2 separate regions of the Homo sapiens genome follow, and region 2 is linked to region 1. The links are chromatin contacts, found by Hi-C or POLR2A ChIA-PET in ENCODE. All regions are on one chromosome and are shown on one strand. Each heading gives the region's core, a stretch centred on a gene start or an enhancer-like site at or near the end of the contact. The rest is flanking DNA. Distances are from core to core; before and after follow the strand shown. Region 1 overlaps ARHGAP35 (Rho GTPase activating protein 35). Region 2 overlaps ARHGAP35 (Rho GTPase activating protein 35).

Region 1 (7,275 bases), core at 64-2,563:
CCTCCCGAGTAGCTAGGATTACTGGCGCCCACCACCATGCCTGGCTAATTTTTGTATTTGTAGTAGAGGCGGAGTTTTACCATGATGGCCAGGCTGGTCTCAAACTCCTGACCTCAGGTGATCCACCTGCCTCGGCCTCCCAAAGTGCTGGGATTACAGGCATGAGTCACCGTGCCCGGCCAGTGTTCTCTTCCTTTTTTTTTTTCTTTTGAGACAGAGTCTTGCTCTGTCGCCCAGGCTGGAGTGCAGTGGCACGATCTCGGCTCACTGCAAGCTGGCCTTCCAGGTTCACGCCATTCTCCTGCCTCAGCCTCCTGAGTAGCTGGGACTACAGGTGCCCACCACCTCGCCCAGCTAATTTTTTGTATTTTTTTTAGTAGAGACAGGATTTCACCATGTTAGCCAGGATGGTCTTGATCTCCTGACTTCGTGATCTGCCCACCTCGGCCTCCCAAAGTGTTGCGATTACAGGCATGAGCCACTGCTCCTGGTCGTGTTCTCTTCTTATTGAAACTTTTATATCCCATCCTTCCTGGCCTATTTGGTAAGTATTAATACATTCCTCTGGAAAACTTCCATGTCTACCTGACATGGAAAGTGCTTCCTACATAGATATATTTCTTGTTCCACCCCTCCCACCCCCCAACTGAGTCTTTTCAAGTGTCTACCAAATGCAAACATTTTAACCAGCTGCTAATGGGAACTCATAGCTTTGAAGACTTAGAAATGTAAGATATTGAGAAATACGAGGTTTTAAGGAGGTTTGAAGAATGCTTTTTTGCTTTCTGTTAGTTACGATGTATATTTCCATTTATTTCCCCTATTGAGATTAAGGAAAATTGTGATAACAAGTATTTTACTTCCTTTGCTTGTAGTTCTGTATGAAATTATTTCCTTACAGTGTTACTAGTTGGTGGTGTTCTGTATGTGATTATTTGAAACTCAGTGTGTTTTCAGAAGTTGTTGAATATTCTCAGGTGGAGATGGTCATTTTTATTATGGATAATGGTGGAAGATTTTTGTCTTAGGGGGCATTCTAGATTACAGAGCACACAAACATTTCCTACTTCGGGGAGAGAGGGATGAGGTTGCTGTGTTGGAAGAGTGATACACACGCTGTGTTGGAAGAGTGATACACACACTTCCAGGCGTATGCTGATAGAGCTGTTGACAGTATGAACTTTCCCAGTCATAGTAAATCTGGGATCACGGTGGCATTTCTAGGTCCTACAAAAATGTGTGCTATCTTGGGAATGTTACCACTTCTTGCCCTGAGTGTTTCATAGAGGTGTTAAAAAAGAAAACACCCTCCTTCTACCTTCCAGTTGCGGCACTCTGGTGGGGACCTTGTGTCTTGGTTAAACAAATCACAAACAACTCTAGATGCTTGGTGACAGTCTGAAGAAGGCACGTAGATATTTGCATTATGTTTTATTACAGCATGTATTTGTGACTGAGAAACCAAAATACTTCTGAAGTATTTTCCTCTCTGAAGTAGTTGACTCTTGGCATAAAATGGGAAACTTTGAAGTCCTGTGTTTCTGTTTTTCTAATGAAATATCTCTGTACAGCTCAAAGATAAAAGTAATTACCATTTTTAAAGGATCCTTCTTTCCCCTCTGTTTTAACTCTTCCATTTAAAAAGGATTAGCACTGGAAAATTATTAGAATGGACATTCAGATTCTGTTGTGTATCTTAGTTGCCTGCTAAGAACACTGGTTCCCATCACATTTAAACTCTAAAGACATTGTGAAGTCTGGATATGCCCGGTCTCCTACTTTCTCTTTCTTTGTGGCCTTCAGATCATTAAATTTAGTGACTCAGCTAATTTTTTTTACCCACCTCTTAGAACTAAGTTGAATGTATTTGTGACCAAGCACTTAAAGTTATTTCCTCTAAACCAAGTGTTTGAGATGTTTTTAGATTTATAACAGTCTTTGTTTACCGTGTAATTCAGTCCAATTGAGGAACTAGTAAAACTGCATTATCTAGACATCAAAGCTAAGAAGAGTATACTTACACCAAGAAACTTATTAGGTTTCTAACAAGTGGAAAGTTACCAGGTGTCCCAAAATTAACCACTTCCATGCCAGCTGATTTTCACTTTTTGTAGCTATTTTAATGATCAGCAGCATTCTGGGTTTAAAAATAACAGTCGTGGCTGGGCACAGTGGCTCGTGCCTATGATCCCAGCACTTTGGGAGGCTGAGGTGTGAGTGGGAGGATTGCTTGAGGCCAGGAGTTTGAGACCAGCCTGGGCAACATAGCAAGACCCCATTTCTAAATAATAATAATAATAATAAATTAGCCAGGCATGATGGCTTGCACCTGTAGTCCCAGCTACTTGGGATGCTGAAGTGGGAGGATCACTTGAGCCCAGGAGTTGGAGGCTGCAGTGAGCTATGATTACAGCACTGCACTCCAGCATGGGTGACAGAGCAAGACTCCATCTCATAAAATAAAATAATCAGTTCTACATTATTCAGAGTTGAGTGTTGCTTTCTTTAGCATCCTTCAAATAACTGAAAATATGCCATTAAAAAATATAACCAAGGTGTTGAATGGATAATACATTTTAGTTCATTTCAAAATAGAGCCAATATCTTTATTTCTTGAGGTTTGAGAGCAGGCTGGTGTTTTGTTCTGTTTTTCCTTCAGATTTCTGTGAAGGGATAAATATTAGACCCACTTTACAGAGAACAGTTGAGTCACAGACAAGGGATGACTTGCCAATTGCATGCAGAGGTCACTTTAAGTAGGACCAGTGCTACCAAGTTGCATTTCAAGATTGGTAACCTTAAGACCTGACAGACCCTGGGGTCAGGAATTGATAGAGAAGGACTCTGTTAGATGAGGACCCATGACTTCCTCAACCCTTCATCAGCACTCCTGTCTGAGGCTCTGTTCAACCTAAGTTTCTTCATGGATTGAAACAAAATTATATGTGCATATTACAGAGTAATTGATTGTGTACAGATGCTTCCTTTAGGTATTTCAGAGGATGTGTGTAAACATGCTTTAGATATTCATAAGCATCTTATAATTTTGTTTATGTAAGCAATCGCCTAGAAAAGTAGAGGATGCGAAAGGTTTGTTTTTCTTTCCCGTGGATACCTTGCTTGTTCCTGCTGAATTCTAGAACATGGCATCTTTAGGAACATGCCATTATCTGGAGGCAATTGCCTACAGTCATTGAGATTTTTCTTTTTAAAATGTAGTTTTTGCATACTACGTCTAGTCACATTTTGTTTCCATAGAGGGTTTGGCTTTCTGGGATATCAGAAGGAAGCTATGGATGTTTGGAAAAGGTCTGTGACCTTTTGAGGTTATCATCACAGGGGACAATTGCACTCTCCCATTCATTGCTCCCTGGTGTCAGTCAGAATAATGCGTGGTGGTCTGACTTCCAGTGGCATTTCTTATGCAATAGGCTTACAAAAACATAATGAGGTCATGGCAAGCCTAGGTTCCTACAGACATAAATGAGATTCAGAAGAAAATTGCTCTGTTCATTTCAGATTCTCCTCTTTGTGATTGTCTTGAGAGAATGTTCATTTGGCTGCAGGTTCAGTGCTTGCACAGTTATATTGGAGTATCTAAGTAAACTGAAGTGCAGCATAAACTGTCGTAGCTGGAAAGTTGCTAAAGACTGTAAGCCATAACAGTTTGTTTAACTTAAGCTGTTAAAACTTTAGGTTCTTTAAGGTGCCATTTTTTTGGCCACATTCTGTGGTTCCCCATAGCCTTCAGGAAGGAATCCAAACTCTTTTTTTTTTTTTTTTTTTTTTTTAAGATGGAGTCTCGCTCTGTCGCACAGGCTGGAGTGCAGTGGCGTGTCTCGGCTCACTGCAAGCTCCACCTCCCGGGTTCACTCCATTCTCCTGTCTCAGCCTCCTGAGTAGCTGGGACTACAGGTGCCCACCTCCACACCCAGCTAATTTGTTGTACTTTCAGTGGAGACGGGGTTTCACCATGTTAGCCAGGATGGTCTTGATCTCCTGACCTCGTGATGCATCCGCCTCGGCCTCCCAAAGTGTTGGAATTACAGGCGTGAGCCACCGCGCCCAGCGAAGGAATCCAAACTCTTAAAGTGGTTTGATCCAGTCCCTGGTTCCTTGCTAATGCATCTTACCCATTCTTTCCCCACACACACTTTGTTCCAGTTGGTTCTCCCAACTGGCAGTGCTTTTTTTTGCGGAGGGAAGGGTCTGTGCACACTCTGTCCCTCTGTCTTAAATGCACTTCATACTTCAGGTCTCACCTGAGATGGAACTTCCTACAGAAAGGCTTTCCCGAATCTGAAAGGCTGGGCTTGGGGACCTTTTAATATGCTGAATCATCATTCAGTTATTGATTCTTTCAGTGAATATTTGTGTCAAGCACTGTGTCATAGGCTGAGGACACAGAATAGAACTAAACAGGGGACAGGCCTCACAGAGCTTGCATTCTTGTCAGGGAAACCATCTCGTATTTACACACTTAATTTTTTTTTATTTGGAAATGATTGAAAACTTGTAAAAATAGCACAAAGGAATATCCTATATGCTTTACCCAGATTCATCTATTTTTTTTTTTCAGATTCATGTGTTGTTAACAATTTACCACCCCATTTGTGTTCTTACTCTTTCTGTATACATAATTTTTCCAGTGGGATCAGTTACGTACATTATGGCCCTTCCCCTCAAAATACTAAGGTGTCAGTTTCCTAAAAGTGGAGACATTTTCACATGATAGATTTTATAGATTTACATTGATAAAATATTTTATTTGGGAGGATTTATCCTTCCTGCATTTCTTTTTTTTTTCAATCTTTTTTTTACTGTGTTAAAATACACAAAACATAAAACTTGCCATTTTAATCATTTTTAACTATACAGTTCAGCGATATTAAATACTTTCATGTTATGCAACTATTTCTGTAACACTTTCCATCTTGTAAAACTGAAACTCTGTACCCATTAAGCAGTAACTTTTCATTCCCACTTTCCCCAGCCCCTGACAACCACTGTTCTACTTTCTGTCTCTATGAGTTTGACTACTCTTAAGTACTGCATATAAGTGGAATCATATAGTATTTGTCTTTTTGTGACTGGCTTATTTCACTTAGCACAATCAAGATTCAGCCATGTTGTCAGAATTTCCTTCCCTTTAAAGGCTGAATAGGCCAGGCGTGATCGCTTACGCCTGTAATCCCAGAACTTTAAGAGGCCAAGGCAGGCAGATCGCCTGAGCCTAGGAGTTTGAAACCAGCCCGGGCAACATGGTGAAACCTCGTCTCTACTAAAAATACAAAAGTTAGCTGGGCACGGTGGCGCATGCCTGTAATCCCAGCTACTCGGGAGGCTGAGGAAGGAGAATCACTTGAACCCAGGAGACGGAAGTTGCAGTGAGCCAAGATCGCACCACTGCACTCCAGCCTGGGCTACAGAGCAGGACTCTGTCTCAAAAAATAAAATAAAAATAAAGGTTGAATAATATTATATTGTATGTATATATCACATTTTGCTTATCCATTCATGAGTAGGTGGATACTTTGGGTTGCTTCCATGTTTTGTTGTTGTTGCTGTTTTGAGATAGTCTTACTCTGTTGCCCAGGCTGGAGTGCAGTGATGAGATCTCAGCTCACCACAACCACTGCCTCCCAGGTTCAAATGATTCTCCTGCCTCAGCCTCCCAAGTAGCTGGGATTACAGGCACATGTCACCACACCCAGCTAATTTTTGTATTTTTAGTACAGACGGGGTTTCACCATGTTGGCCAGACTGGTCTTGAACTCCTGACCTCAGGTGATCCGCCCACCATGGCCTCCCAAAGTTCTGGGATTACAGGCGTAAGCTACCACGCCCGGCCCAGGTTCCTGTTTTTGCAGTGGGTTTATAATTCATTACCATACTTAATTATTGTGGCGCTCAAATTGTCCCAGAGTTGGCCAGTGGGAGCCCCTTCAGGCTGGCTTCTGTGTCCTTGTGAGATGCTCCATCGTTTTTTTTCTTGCATAAAAAGATGTTCCAGGCTCATTTTGTCCCTATCCTGCCCTAACCCTGGAATCAGCCCTTTTTCCAGGGAGCCCTCACACCCTTGTTTTAGCACTTAGCACACTGTTTACTTATGTTTTCCTCCACTGGACTAGATTGTACCTCTCTGGGGACACATAGATGTGAGTCTTACTTGCTCTTGTATCTTCACCCAGCACAAGGCCTGACACATGAGATGTTTACTAAATATTTGTTGAATAAAAAATTAATTTTTACTGTAGTTAATTGATTAAAATTTGGTTCTAAAATTATGATGCTGATGGGTTTTCTTTTTTTTTCCCCCATCTAGGAAGAAATGTTGGCTATTTGGCGATGAGAGGTGGTGAACAGTGACCATACTGGTATACAACACTATGGGACCTGGCATTTTTGCTGCATGTCCAGCCCACCCCCACTAATAATGTAGGAAGCTGTCTGGTCCATTGGAAACACTAATCTGATCTCAGAAGTGGCTGATCGTGGCAGGATGTGTCGACGATGATGATGGCAAGAAAGCAAGATGTCCGAATTCCCACCTACAACATCAGTGTGGTGGGATTATCTGGGACCGAGAAGGAAAAGGGCCAGTGTGGGATTGGAAAGTCTTGTTTGTGCAACCGCTTCGTGCGCCCGAGTGCTGACGAGTTTCACTTGGACCATACCTCCGTCCTCAGCACCAGTGACTTTGGAGGGCGAGTGGTCAATAATGACCACTTTCTCTACTGGGGAGAAGTTAGCCGCTCCCTGGAGGATTGTGTGGAATGTAAGATGCACATTGTGGAGCAGACTGAATTTATTGATGATCAGACTTTTCAACCTCATCGAAGCACGGCCCTGCAGCCCTATATCAAGAGAGCTGCTGCGACCAAGCTTGCATCAGCTGAAAAACTCATGTACTTTTGCACTGACCAGCTGGGGCTGGAGCAGGACTTTGAGCAGAAACAAATGCCAGACGGAAAGCTGCTGGTTGATGGTTTTCTTCTTGGTATTGATGTTAGCAGGGGCATGAATAGGAACTTTGATGACCAGCTCAAGTTTGTCTCCAATCTCTACAATCAGCTTGCAAAAACAAAAAAGCCCATAGTGGTGGTCCTGACTAAGTGTGACGAAGGTGTTGAGCGGTACATTAGAGATGCACATACTTTTGCCTTAAGCAAAAAGAACCTCCAGGTTGTGGAGACCTCAGCGAGATCCAATGTAAACGTGGACTTGGCTTTCAGCACCTTAGTGCAACTCATTGATAAAAGTCGGGGAAAGACA
Region 2 (7,086 bases), core at 4,418-6,917, 42 kb after region 1:
TATGATACATTTATAAAACAAGTGGCCTGAACTCAACAAAAAAGGGGTCTCATGTGACTTCTCCATTTGTACCGTGAACTCGTTTTCCACTAGCCTAGTCAGATGTGAAACCCATGAAACTTGGAGTCACAGCTGACACCCCACCTTTGCCAGGCAGGAGTAGCTGGCCAACCATAGGCAAGACACCTAAACTTTCTAAGCCTCATTTTTCTGTTCCTTCAAATTGGGAATTAAAATAACAACTCTTTCAAAGGGAGTTTTTGACAATTAAATCCTGTTTGTAATGTTCTTGGAGTAGTGCCTGGCACATAGTGATCATTCGGTCAATGTTAGCCATTATTTTGGTAGCTCCTGTCACTGACCTGCTGTGGTGTGGAAATCCCAATGGGACGTTTCCCCAAAACAGTAATGGATGAGACTGGGCAGTGTCTGTAGGCAGTTTTTAAAACTTCTCCTTGAAATATAACACACACTAAGAAAAGCACACCCATCTGGGCACTGGTTGCATAGGTCAGGAAAACAGAAGACGGCCACCCCCAAAGGCCCCTCGTCATTTCATCCCTCAACAAAGGATAACCAGTATCCTGGCATCCAATGGTATGGAATACTTTTGCCTGCTTTTGTATTTTAAAAATGGAATCATACCAAATGCACATTTTTGTACCTGGCTTCTTTCACTTAACATTATGAGATTCAGCTACATGATTAAATCCGTAAATTCATCCATGGTTGTGTATGATTGTAAATGGTTCGTTCTCATTGCTATGTAGACTTTCATCATGTGAATATTCCACAATTTCTTTCTTTCTTCCACTCTTCCTGGACATTTGGGTACTTTCCAGTTTGGGGCAGTTATGAATAGTGCTGCTGTGAACATTCCTGTACATGAATTTTGGTGTACATATGTGTGCACTTACATTGGTGTGTATACCTAGAAGGGAGGCAGTTTTGAATAATTCAGTTTAGCATGTTGGACACAATGATTTAAATGATGTCTCCAAGCACGTATCAGTCCCTGAAGGGGTAATAATCTCTGAGGCTGATGGCAGAGGCAGTCAGGGGATCTCTCTGTGTTACTGAGCTTGTGGTGGTGTGTTTTTGTATCTTCGGGGCTGAAGGAGTGATTCTGGCAGGGTGAGTGTGGGTTCCCCAAAGCTATCACCACATTCTTGCCCCAGCTGGATCGTTGCCATCTACTGAGGCCTGGCTGGCCCTCCATTACCTCGCTGTGGCTCTCTCTGTGGTTTTGCATTGAGTCTGTGGTTTGCACACATCTTGATGACCCCATGGTTTTTACCTGCCGGGCCATCATAGGACAGTGCTCTCTGATGAAATGCTGGCCATTTGTGGCACAGAGAAGTAGGTGTCAACAAGAACACCTAGCAGTGAGACAAGTCTTCACCAAGACTCCAAAATGAAAGGTTCAGCCTTGTGGGCAGTTTGTGAGGAGAGGAAAGAGAGCAAGTCAAGAAATGAGGCTCTTACCCCAGTCCCTTTACAGGGCGAATGTGGAGCCCGGCAGCTGTGGACCAGTTTGTCTCCATCATTTGCAGGTCAGAGGTTACCCTCAGCTCCTCAGCTGCAAATGGAAGCCCTCTATCAAACGGCCTTTGCCAGAATACTTAGGCTGTGACCTTCCCCCTATGCAGCTCATTTGCCTGGGTAAATGAGTAGAGTGCTTTCTGCGTGGCAGATTTAAATTTCACCACTAATTGATGCTAGCGTCTTCAGGGGAAAATGCTTGCCATTAGATCACAGGCCTTTGGGAGACAGCCTCATAACAAATACATCCAGGACAGGGGGCGGGGATGGGGAAAGTACAGAATGCAGCTGTACCGAAAGGAACTGTGGGACGTGCCCAGAGAAACCAACTGAGTACTTTTGAGGCATGCCCTTGGGGACTGCGCATGTGCATGGTTGTGCCATGTGTGTTTTGATGGCCTTTTTTTTTCTTGCTAGTGTATAGTATGTACAGGACAAACTTGGAGCCAAACTGTCTGGAATCAAATCCCAGCTCTGCTGCTTACAAGCAAATATTTAACTTCTCCATTGTTAGTTTCCTTGACCATAAAATGGGGATAATGATGGTACTTTGAGTCATGAGATGATTCAGTATGTTAGAGACCTCATAACAGTACCTGGCAGGTTGTAAGTAGTCAATTTGCTACTGTTGTTGGTGTTATTATTGAAATGATCTAAGATGCATCTTCCACTCTAGGCAGGCCCCTGTGCTGGCCATCCCCTTCATTTGCCAAGTCCCCCATGCAGAGGCTCCTGGTCTTCAAGACCCAGTATGGGTGTCTCCCCAGGGAGAGTAGCCCACGTGACTTGTTCTCCCTTCTGCATTCCTCATGTCATAGCAGGGCGGGTCAGAGCATGGACTTTGGAATTGGTACAATTGGTTTAAAATCCCAACTGAAGGGGGATGGGGGATTAAGAGAGGATGCTTAAATGGATATAAAAATGCAGTTAGAAGGAATAAGTTCTAGTGTTTGATAGCCCAGTAGGATGACTATAGTTAACAGTAATTTATTGTATATTTCAAAATAACTGCAAGATGTGAAATGTTGCCAACACAAAGAAACGATATATATTTGAGGTGATGGATATCCTAATCATCCTGATTTGATCATTACACATTGTATCCTTGTATCAAAATATCACATGTATCCTGTAAATAGGTATAATTATGTATCCATTTTTAAAATACATTATTTTTAGAATAGAATATTAAAACTATGAATACTCAAAGTTCTGAATGAGTGTGTCATTTATTACATTAATTGTGCTGTTCAATTTAAATTTATGATCCTCCAAATAAATTGTCAAAATGATTTGAAAGCAGGAACTATTATTTATCTTATGAAAAGTAAGCCCCATAACTAAAAAAGTTCCTGCAAAATAATCTGTAATTGTGTTTATATTACATGAATGATTCGCTGTTTCTCCAAAAGAGCATTTAAGAAGTCAGTAATTCTCAAATGTGCAAAGTATTTCCACGTGCTTAACAAGAAAACTATCTAAAACGAAACAAACAAAAATCCCAGCTCTGCCACTTGGCTAAACTCTTTCACATTGCTGAGCCTCTGTTCTTCCTCTGCAAAATGCAGCTAATAATAATGCCCACCTTATTAGGACTATGAGGATTGTTTTTGTTTTGTTGTGTTGTGTTTTGTTTTGTTTGAGACAGGGTCTCCCTCTGTTGCCCAGGTTGGAGTGCAGTGGTGCGATCTCAGCTCGCAGCGTGCAGCCTCGACCTCCTGGGTCTCAGGTGATCCTCCTAATTCAGCCTCCAGAGTAGCTGGGACCACAGGTGTGTGCCACCACGCCCAGCAGTTTTTGTATTTTTTGTAGAGATGGGGATTCGCCGTGTTGCCCAGGCTGGTCTTGAACTCATGGCCTTGAGTGATCTGCCCACCTTGAGTGATCCCAGAGTGCTGGGATTACAGGCATGAGCCACCATGCCTGGCCCTACATCACTCTTTAAGTGGTCCTTTGTGCATTTATTTCTCTGCCTGGCTCCAGAGAGCTGGAGGACTGTGAAGACACTCCTTTTTTCGCATATTCAGCAAGTATATATTGAGCATCTTATACTATGTGCCATGCACTGTTTAAGATGCTGGTGATACAGCATTGGACCAGACAGACAAAATCCTCACCCTCGTGTGGCATACATTATAACCCGGGGGGAGACAGATAATAAGAAGTAAAATGTAAAGAACCTTAGTGATTAGTGTTTGGGAAGGAAAAAAATGAAGCAGGAAAGGTGGGGTATGAAATGTCCGGGGTGAACATTAACATTTTAGATAAGGAGGGCTGGGGAAGAGTGGCTTTTGAGAAGGTCCTGAAGGAAATGGGGGAGAGAACCATGCCATTTCCTGGGGAAGAACCTTTCAGACAGAGAGAACAGCAAGTGCAAACGTCCAGAGGCCAGGACATTCCTGGGAAAGAGCTTGGTTTTTACTCTGAGTGAGGTAAGAAGCCATTGAGGGGTTTGGAGTGGAGGGACAGGACTTGGCCTTTGCTTAATAAAATAACTGGCTGCTCTGTAGAGAACAGTCCTCGCCCTTGAGGACTTGTGTGTTCTTGTTCTAGCTGCCTTTCTGCAAATCTTTCTCCATTCTGCTATTCCTTTCTCTGGATGTATACCCAGTCCCCCATATTGCCGGCATGGGTTCAACCAAACCCCTCCTTCATACTTGAAAGGGTAGAGTAGCACACTCCAGTGTGGGGGCAGCCCAGGTTGGAGCCCAGCTGGAAGAATTCAGCACAGTAAGCAGACGGGTCACTTCCCGTCCAACCCTGTCTTTCCAAGCCCATCTTCCTTCACACTGGACTCCTTAGCACCTTCACACGGTGTCGTGCCTCTGCGTCGTTGTTAAACACTGTTCCTGCTGCCTAATATGTTGTTTCCTCTCCCATCTAACACATTCCCATCCTTTCCGAAGCCTTCACACTCTAGACATGCCTCGATTATAGTAGCTGTCCCCTTGTGTTAGGGATACTGTTTCTGTCTGTCACTCCTTAGAAGAAGAGACAGGAGGGAGCTTGCTCTCCTCCCTCTGCCATGTGAGGACACGAGAAGGCAGCTGTCTGTATGTAAGCCAGCAGGAGGGCCCTGCCAGAAACCAAATAGGCTGGCCCCTCGATCTTGGACTTCCCAGCCCTCAGAACCATGAGAAAAAGAGAGCTATTGTTGAAGCCACCCAGTCTGTGGTATTTTGTTATGGCAACCCAAGCAGCTAAGACAGATGGCAAGGTGACCAACTCAGGCATCAGAACACCTGAGAGCCTTAAGGCAGGGGCCCCTTCTTTCCTGATTCATGTGTCCCCATGGGACCTGGCTCTCCAGAGTCCTCCATCAGGGATCTTTGTGTCCACATGACCAGAACACAGCAATTGGGTCAGCAGAAATGGGAATTGAGGCAACTGAAAGTCAGAAGGGCTGAGACAGGTGGACGAAGACGTGGACAAATGCCACTTGAGAGCCGTGGTCTGAAGAGATGAGCTCACGCCTTTGTGTAGTGCCCGGCTCCCAGGTGGTTTACTGTTTGAAATGTAAGCTGACTGGGTATCAGACAACTGAATCCCACTTTTTCAAACAAAGATGGTGCAAGGCCTTGTGATTTCACCCCAGTTTGCGTTCTTTCACTCTTGGCTGGCATCCTTTGGCTATTTAAATTCGTAGCCTCCCAACAGTTTTTAAAAAACAAACAAACTCACACAATTTATCTTTTCATGTAAGCTGCAATTTGGTTGAAACAAGACCTTTCTAGTACATAGTCCAAAGCTCCTGATAACTGAAACTACAATCAGTGTTTCTGTTCTGTGATCTGTTTTTTGTTTTAAAAGCCACAACAGAAAACCTTTTCTTCTGTTACGGCTGTCAGGAGCCGTTTGGGCTTAATCAATAATGAGGTGTTTCACTTCCTGGGGCTGGGCTATCTGTGGAGAGCACTTACTTCTCCGTAACCCATGAAGCCAGTGAAGGACCCTGAATCTGGGTAAATTCAAAATTCTTCTGAGCCTTGGATAGTCTTAGGCATAGTTCTGGCAGGGTCTGACTTGAAAAAGTAGGTTGTGTATTTATTATTGTCGTTTCAATATCACTAACACGAGGTGAAGAAGAAGAAGAAGGCAAAAGACCCAGCCTGAGCAGAACTCAATGTAACAGTCCTTGATTCTAAGCCGCCCCCGTCCATGTGATACAACTCCTAGCGGGGGAGGGATAGTGGGGCATTATATTAAGTATAGGTATTAATGATAAGTTCGTCTAGTTTGGAAAACTTTTAAATGGGCAGAGATGAACATAATCAGATGGCAAGGATGTGGTAGTAGCTGTTTGAATAACAATAATGATGAGGATAGCTAACATTGATAAGCATTATTTCATGTCACCCTCTCCGTGACAGACAGAGCCTGAGAGGAGTCGCCATTGCCCCCACACAGCCAGCCTTTCAGCAGCCTTCTTGGCAGCAGCTATGTCAGACCAACAGTACCTTCCTAATTTTAGCCTCACAAAATTCATTTATGTTTCATATATACCTTATTCACATAGCATGAAGGTAATTTCATACGATGTTTTTTGTTTTGTTTTGTGACAGGGTTTCTTTCCATCACCCGGGCTGGAGTGCAGTATTTCATACTTCCTGTATTTGTGGCAGGAAGCTTTATGCTTTATCATCAGAGTGATCTTTGAAGGGAAGGACTTACTCAGCATTTAAATAACACAAGCTAGATTACAGAGCAACCCTTTAAACCATTTAAGAAAAAAATGATTTCCTTTTTAAAAAATGGTAATTGCTGTATGATTGTCAAATTTTTCCTCTTGAAAGTATTTTTTAAGTAAAAATGAGCCTGCATACTACACCCATGTATGACCATCATATAACAAGACAGGGTAAATGCAGGTCACGCATCCCTAATCTGAAATCCAAAATGCCCCAAATCTGAACATTTTTCAGCACCAACATGATTCCCCACCTGACCCCATGTGGTCACAGTCAAAACTTTGTTTCATGCACGAGGCCAGGGCACAGTGGCTCATGCCTGTAATCTCAACACTTAGAGAGACCAGTGCGGGCAGATCACTTGAGCCCAGGAGTTTGAGACCAGCATGGGCAAGATGGAGAAACGCCATCTCTACTAAAAATACAAAAATTAGCCACGTGTGGTGGCGTGCACCTGTAGTCCCAGCTACTTGGGAGGCTAAGGTGAGAGAATCACTTGAGCCTGGGAGGCAGAGGCCACAGTAAGCTGAGATTGCACCATTGCACTGCAACCTGGGTGATAGAGCAAGACCCTGTCTCAAAAAAAAAATTTATGAAATTACCTTCTATGCTGTGTGTATAAGGTATATGTGAAACATAATAAATTTTGTGTTTAGGTTTGGGTCCCATCCCCAAGATATCTTTTTTTTTTTTTTTTTGGAGAGGGAGTCTCACTCTGTCACCCAGGCTGGAGTGCAATGGCACGGTCTCAGCTCATTGCAACCTCCGCCTCCCATGTTCAAGCAATTCTCCTGCCTCGGCCTCCCAAAGTGCTGGGATTACAGGCGTGAGCAACCACACCCAACCGCATCCTCAA

The links. Hi-C counts contacts between places; a loop is a spot of excess contacts on that map. ChIA-PET counts read pairs that join two places held with the same protein, here RNA polymerase II (POLR2A). Pooled maps may share reads with other maps.
Region 2: a loop to region 1 is called in a map of CD4-positive, alpha-beta T cell, with 4 times the contacts of the local background. The contact joins two enhancer-like sites. A Hi-C loop is called at or near these places in 11 of 168 maps with a recorded cell type or tissue (CD4-positive, alpha-beta T cell, CD4-positive, alpha-beta memory T cell, CD8-positive, alpha-beta T cell and 8 more), 6 of 37 single-sample maps with no recorded cell type and 15 of 50 pooled maps. POLR2A ChIA-PET finds 5 or more read pairs at or near these places in 21 of 52 experiments (A549, A673, CD4-positive, alpha-beta T cell and 17 more).

Annotation. Positions count from the first base shown.
Region 1 is chr19:46,912,163-46,919,437 of GRCh38, forward strand. ARHGAP35 (Rho GTPase activating protein 35) reads left to right here. Exons shown (of 7, transcript NM_004491.5): 2 at 6,326-7,275. The coding sequence starts at 6,514. Among named protein-coding and RNA genes, the nearest start is that of ARHGAP35, 55 kb to the left of the region's middle. Within about 2 kb of position 1,314, at least 5 of the 41 ENCODE cell types and tissues checked have a DNase peak (open chromatin) inside an H3K27ac peak, as active enhancers do.
Region 2 is chr19:46,949,509-46,956,594 of GRCh38, forward strand. All of the region lies in intron 3 of ARHGAP35 (Rho GTPase activating protein 35), which reads left to right. Among named protein-coding and RNA genes, the nearest start is that of NPAS1, 67 kb to the right of the region's middle. Within about 2 kb of position 5,668, at least 9 of the 41 ENCODE cell types and tissues checked have a DNase peak (open chromatin) inside an H3K27ac peak, as active enhancers do.